Regions from separate parts of the Mus musculus genome. Here region 1 is linked to region 2. Evidence: chromatin loops called from intact Hi-C (ENCODE). Cell type or tissue: left cerebral cortex. All regions are shown on one strand. Links, peaks and the distances in the headings refer to the core of each region. The heading gives the core; the rest is flanking DNA. Region 1 overlaps Gria2 (glutamate receptor, ionotropic, AMPA2 (alpha 2)). Region 2 overlaps Gria2 (glutamate receptor, ionotropic, AMPA2 (alpha 2)).

The links. A loop is a pair of places that touch in the nucleus more often than their neighbours do. Peaks named below come from ENCODE experiments on the same cell type or tissue, not always from the same donor. Only the 100,000 strongest peaks of a DNase experiment are listed, where the experiment ranks them.
Region 1: it touches region 2 in a loop (2.2-fold over the local background); 5 of 42 quality-filtered maps call a loop at or near these places.

The regions. Positions count from the first base shown.
Region 1 is chr3:80,718,495-80,721,422 of GRCm38, forward strand. All of the region lies in intron 6 of Gria2 (glutamate receptor, ionotropic, AMPA2 (alpha 2)), which reads right to left. Among named protein-coding and RNA genes, the nearest start is that of Gria2, 83 kb to the right of the region's middle. In left cerebral cortex, for the core only: a CTCF peak has its summit at 1,651 (motif pointing left); no DNase peak of the experiment used is centred there.
Region 2 is chr3:80,795,326-80,798,253 of GRCm38, forward strand. The region is part of intron 2 of Gria2 (glutamate receptor, ionotropic, AMPA2 (alpha 2)); the gene reads right to left. Among named protein-coding and RNA genes, the nearest start is that of Gria2, 5.9 kb to the right of the region's middle. In left cerebral cortex, for the core only: a CTCF peak has its summit at 1,656 (motif pointing left); no DNase peak of the experiment used is centred there; H3K4me3 peaks cover 2,500 bases; H3K27ac peaks cover 700 bases.

The sequences.
Region 1 (2,928 bases), core at 192-2,691, 77 kb before region 2:
GGAGCTGAGATGAAAGGATGGTCCATGTAGAGACTGCCATATCCAGGGATCCACCCCATAATCAGCATCCAAACGCTGACACCATTGCATACACTAGCAAGATTTTATCGAAAGGACCCAGATGTAGCTGTCTCTTGTGAGACTATGCCGGGGCCTAGCAAACACAGAAGTGGATGCTCACAGTCAGCTAATGGATGGATCACAGGGCTCCCAATGGAGGAGCTAGATAAAGTACCCAAGGAGCTAAAGGGATCTGCAACCCTATAGGTGGAACAACATTATGAACTAACCAGTACCCCGGAGCTCTTGACTCTAGCTGCATATGTATCAAAAGATGGCCTAGTCGGCCATCACTGGAAAGAGAGGCCCATTGGACACGCAAACTTTATATGCCCCAGTACAGGGGAACGCCAGGGCCAAAAAGGGGGAGTGGGTGGGTAGGGGAGTGGGGGTTGGTGGGTATGGGGGACTTTCAGTATAGCATTGGAAATGTAAATGAGCTAAATACCTAATAAAAATGGAAAAGGAAAAAAAAGAAAAAAAAGAATAATTTAATTGCAAATACATGACAGCAGAGGTCAAGAATGACTTCTGAAGGAAAAGAAGAGTCCTTGAAACAGAGGTACTCAATGTCACCTCCGTTGAATGGTGTAAAAAACTATTGTTTAGGGAGCTGACCTACAGCTTCAATAGGAAGATGCCATTTGATCAAGCATGAAGAAATATAACTGTCTTCTTACTTGTGAAGAGAAATAAAAGAAGAGAATTTTTTCAAAAAGGAAATGGCTAATATAGAGACACTAAGTGGGAAAATGTCAGTGTGTAAGGAGTAAAAGGGAGAAAAACACAGCTACAGCAAATTTGGTGGGGGGACATTATCAAGAATTGAGGTCACATGGGAGTGGGAGAACATGAGCAATGCCTATGTCAAGAAGATGACTTTGGTGTTCATGCCAAGTGCAGAGGGATCCTGGGGCTTTGGGAGGAGAATTATGACACGCTATAACTACATTTTACAGGGAGTACAGAAATAGAAGGGACAGGAAACAGAGGAAGCCAGAGAGTAATTTCTCAAGAAAGCCCCATAACAGAGCAGACAGTGAATGTGGTGGCTGGGTTTGGACTCGTCGTAGAGGACAAGACAAAGCAAGCTGAGAAGTGAGACAGGGCTAGATTTGCTGCAGGGTGGATCTGGGCTTCGAGAGGAAGGATGGTGATAATATTTTCAAATGTTTGGTCTGAACAGCACATAAGGTGAGAGTTGTCATCATATTTTACAGGAAAGACAGCGTAAAGAGGAATTTGCAGAGGCTGAAGAGGACAAAAATCTCAACGGGAAAATCAAAAGCTTCTGAGAAATAATAAAGATGTCAACAGGATCGTTTCTGCCAATGCTACAAAGTGATTATTGGTTTCTGATGTAAAAGCCATACCACTTACGAGTCCTGCCTGTCTTTTTACAAGTTCCAAATGATTTCGTACAACAGCATACGATTTGAGGTTTTCTATTTGTTATGCTGGAGCATGACATTGAGTCTCCATATGACTCTCCTTCCCAAGTCCCCTTCCATACGTTTCTTTCAGTTCTAGCTTCATGTGAAAACTATTCTGGCGCCCCCTACAGAGAGCCATCCTTAACCCCCTTCCCACATTTTGTCCTAATCATCTTCAGGGACTTGGCTCATTTGACACACTTTATTATATTTGCTCATCAACATATTTGTGTTTTCTTTTATACTGAGCATTCTCAAGAGCAAAATTCATATTTTTTCATTTCTTTTGCGTAATTCATTTCCTGGCCCTCTAGTATAAGAGCAATATGTTTCTACATTAGAATGAAATTCCTTCCCAGTCATGAATTTCCCCCCAAAGCTTTCAGTGATCTCTATGAAGCCTCTGAGGTAAAATAGAGAAATCACAACATCTTCTACTTGGAATAGACCTTCACAACTGGCTAAAGTTCCCTGGGTTTTGGAAAAGGATTGGAGACACAATGAGCCTTTATTAGGATCTATGGTTTTCACGCTATGCTCAAAAACTACTAAATGGTATTTAGTCTTTACAACAGCTGAGAAATAGCAGCCATGATCGTGCTGTATGAATGAGAAAACTGATCTGGGTCAAATGCAGATTCCAAACCTATTTTAAACTAATAAACCTTCCTTCTTTGCAGTATCCCACTAGGATGTACCATCATGAACTTGCTGAAAATTAGGGAAAGCAGACAAAAGGAAGACATTGTAAACAGAAATGGAGCAAAGAAAAGGGTAAGCTCAACAGATTAAATTCTGGGACTATGTTTCAGCAAAAATTTCACAGAATGCATTTCTAGATTCCTCTCTCCCCGTCCGTCTTGGTACAAGACATGTGCAACCAAATCATCATGTGGATTGCAGGAGACAAAACTAAATCCATTTTTCTTTTGTTTCTCACAGAGGGAGTATGGGGATGCCACAGTGAGCGTTGAAGACTTTGAAGAGCAGTTAAGGGTGTGAGAAGAATGCACTCTCCACTACATATCTTACACTGAAAGTATCAGGGGCCTGAAGTTTAAGGAAGGGATGGATGAGCGCTTAAACTTCCATGAAGCCAGATGGAGACATGTCTTATTACACCAAGTGTCCAACGCCATTCTCAGAAACTGTGTTGCATGACAGTATTCCATAGGATTTCACAATAGACAGCATGAGTGCTAAATTCAAGGTCACTAAACAAGTAGTCACTTACCTTTTAGAAAATAATAACACAAGTCATTTTTTAAACATATTACAAAATTGAAGTTTTCTGAAACTGATTCAAAAATTAAAAGAATCTATTTATGTATCCTAAACATAGCTCCTCAAACTTTCTATAATATACCTAGGAAATTTTTACAAATACACACACGCACACATATATATATATACACACACATAAATATATAAATGC
Region 2 (2,928 bases), core at 283-2,782:
GACTAAAAATTGCCATTAAGAGAGTTTTATTCTTTCAATAGGATCCATAGAATCTTCAGTAGAATACAGTATTTTTTTACAAAGGGGAGGGGAGTGGAATAGTACTCAGAGGCTAATAAAGCCCAGTCAATGTTTGACTCTAACGCAAGATGAAAAGACGAGAAAAAAAATAATAGTTCCTCATTTCACTTTAGTTGTTAACCTCTGATAAAATGAGCTCTGTAGTTAACTATGTCTGTTGACTTTTCTTACAGTGTCTGAAACACTGGAATAATTAGCAAGCAGCTGCTTCTTTCCTTACATTTTTCAACATTACACATAGTTTAGAGATAACTGAAGGGGTAGTCCCTAGATGTCAAGAGAGCCTGAGAGCATCCAGTTGTCAGGGTGTCACAGTACAGTAACCTGCCTATTGACACTTGCTGAGAAACAAAATATCCTCCAGACGGAAGTAGCAAGATATCAAATAGCAGTCAAATACATAACCATGCTATAGTTTCTTGTCATGATTTTTATTTACGTACTAAGTTTCAGCCCAAAATACAATTATTTTAACCAATTACAATCTAATTTCTGTTCTGTGTTCTTCAATTTCCTTGACATTTCTTAAATAAGAACAAAATTTTTGAAGGGCAGTAGTGGTTCACACCTTTAATCCCAGCACTCAGGAGGCAGAGGCAGGTAGATTTCTGACTTCGAGGCCAGTCTGGTCTACAGAGTGAGTTTCAGGACAGCCAGAGCTACACAGAAAAACCCTGTCTTGAAAAAATCAAAATAAAATAAAATAAAATATAAAAATAAAAATAAACGGAGAAAATTTTCAGTACAGATAATTCAACAATAAATTACCTATTTATTATCTATTTAGATATAAATGAGCTATGTAGTTTCTCTAATGTTTTAGTTAAAAGGGCAATAGTTTCTCTTTCTGGTTCTTGTTTGTTTCCTTCATATCATGATTTTTTATAACAGCATCCAAGTTATTTCTGGTTTCTTTAAACTCTTTATATTATAGTTAGTAATGGTATGTTTCATATATTTCCCAAGGAAAAAGCTATATGTGATGAACTGAGCAATCAATTCTTATGTAATTCTATAATTAAAACTATAGATGCACACATATGGCCCAAACACACAGGATTCATTCTATGTACAGTGTACTGAAGGCTATCAAACATTAAATAATTTGATGGACACAGATATACAATTTCAATAATTCAGTACTAAAATCCACTGATAGGAAAGACATTTTAGAACTAATATTTGGTAAAAAATTAAGGCTTAAAATCTGACACATACACACACACACACACACACACACACATTCTGGTGTGTGTGTGTGTGTGTATGTGTGTGTTTGTGTGTATGTATGTGTGTAAGAATTATTTTAGAATTCTGTGCCTGTGATCAAGTTTGCAAAAATATGTAGAAATTTATAATTAAAAATAAACTCTTAAACAATCTGTTTCTTAAAGTATTTACTGAATATTATTTCCAAACATGGTATTGTAGTTAATTCTTTCTAAATACATTTAATTGACATTTTTATATGTCTCCAAATAAATTCATTTCTGATGTCTTAGAAGGTATTCAATGTGTGCAGCAGTTTGATGGAGCACAATCTTTTCTCCAACATCTCCATCTGCTGGCTCAGAGAAAAATAAAATTTTAATCACTGTTTTATGTAATTTTTAAATTTTTATAATGTATGTACCATTATAGAATTAAAATATAAAAATGTTAAATTACTATTAGCTAGATAAATGCTCATTTATCATAATAATCCATTAGAATAAATAGAAACAGATGCATATAAGCAGATTTATTTGTTCTTTAATCCCCAAATTGTAGGAGCTTGAATACTCATATATATAACCTATTTTAAAAGTTCCATTTAAACGTTTTTCTAATTAGTCCCATATTCAATTTTACTAAAATCATTTATAGTATACAGTACTTAATATTTTTTTCTAAACACACTTCTTGGTTTTGTTAGCTAACTTTAGAGTGTGTATAGAAACACAAATATCAACTTATTCTTTTCTCAAAAATTGAGATTTTTTTCTTTTACTATGATGACTTACTCATGAAGACCTACTAGAGTTCTTTTCCATACTCACAGTAAACCACTCATACAGGACCTCAGAGGCTTCTCCTCATGAAAAGTATAGCATTACCGAGTCTCCCAAAACCATTAGAAAGACCACTGAAGTAAATGATCAGAAAGCATTTGTTATTGGGATAATATTCATTTATTCTCTGACAATTAGAAGGTACTAGGGAGATTGTGGTACTGGATGGATGGATGGATGGATGGATGGATGGATGGATGGATGAATGGGTGGATTGAATCGGTGGATGGATGAATGGGTGGATGGGTGGGTGGCTGGCTGGATGGATGGATGGATGGGTGGATAGGTGGATGGGTGGATGGGTGGATAAATGGGTGGATAGGTGGATAAATGGGTGGATGGATAAAAGATTGGATTCTGAGGTTCCTCACTGCTTTCAACTCTTGCTAAAATGATAGTCTCAATTTTCTCTCTTCTTTGAGCTTTACATTTTTCTCATAATAAAAGCTTATTTAAACATTCATTTGAACAAAATCCAAAAAGAAAGGAAAGGGGGAGCAAGGGATCAGTGGGGAGAGGAGAAGGGCTTGAAAAGAAGAAAAAAAAAAAAAAAAAACAAGGCAGAGAGGAAAAAGAAAAAAAAAAACACATTGGAAGTCTGTCTTTGTCTTCTCTGGTATCCATGGAAACAAAATGGGAACAAACAGGTACTTTCATCATCTGGTTGTGACTGAAAAGGTGTGGGAGCTGAGTGCAGCAGAGTACATTCTAGATCAGAATAAAATGACTTCCTTTCATTTAACTCTTACACCATTCAGTAGACATCCTTAGACATTTAACTCTATGTCAGCCTCAG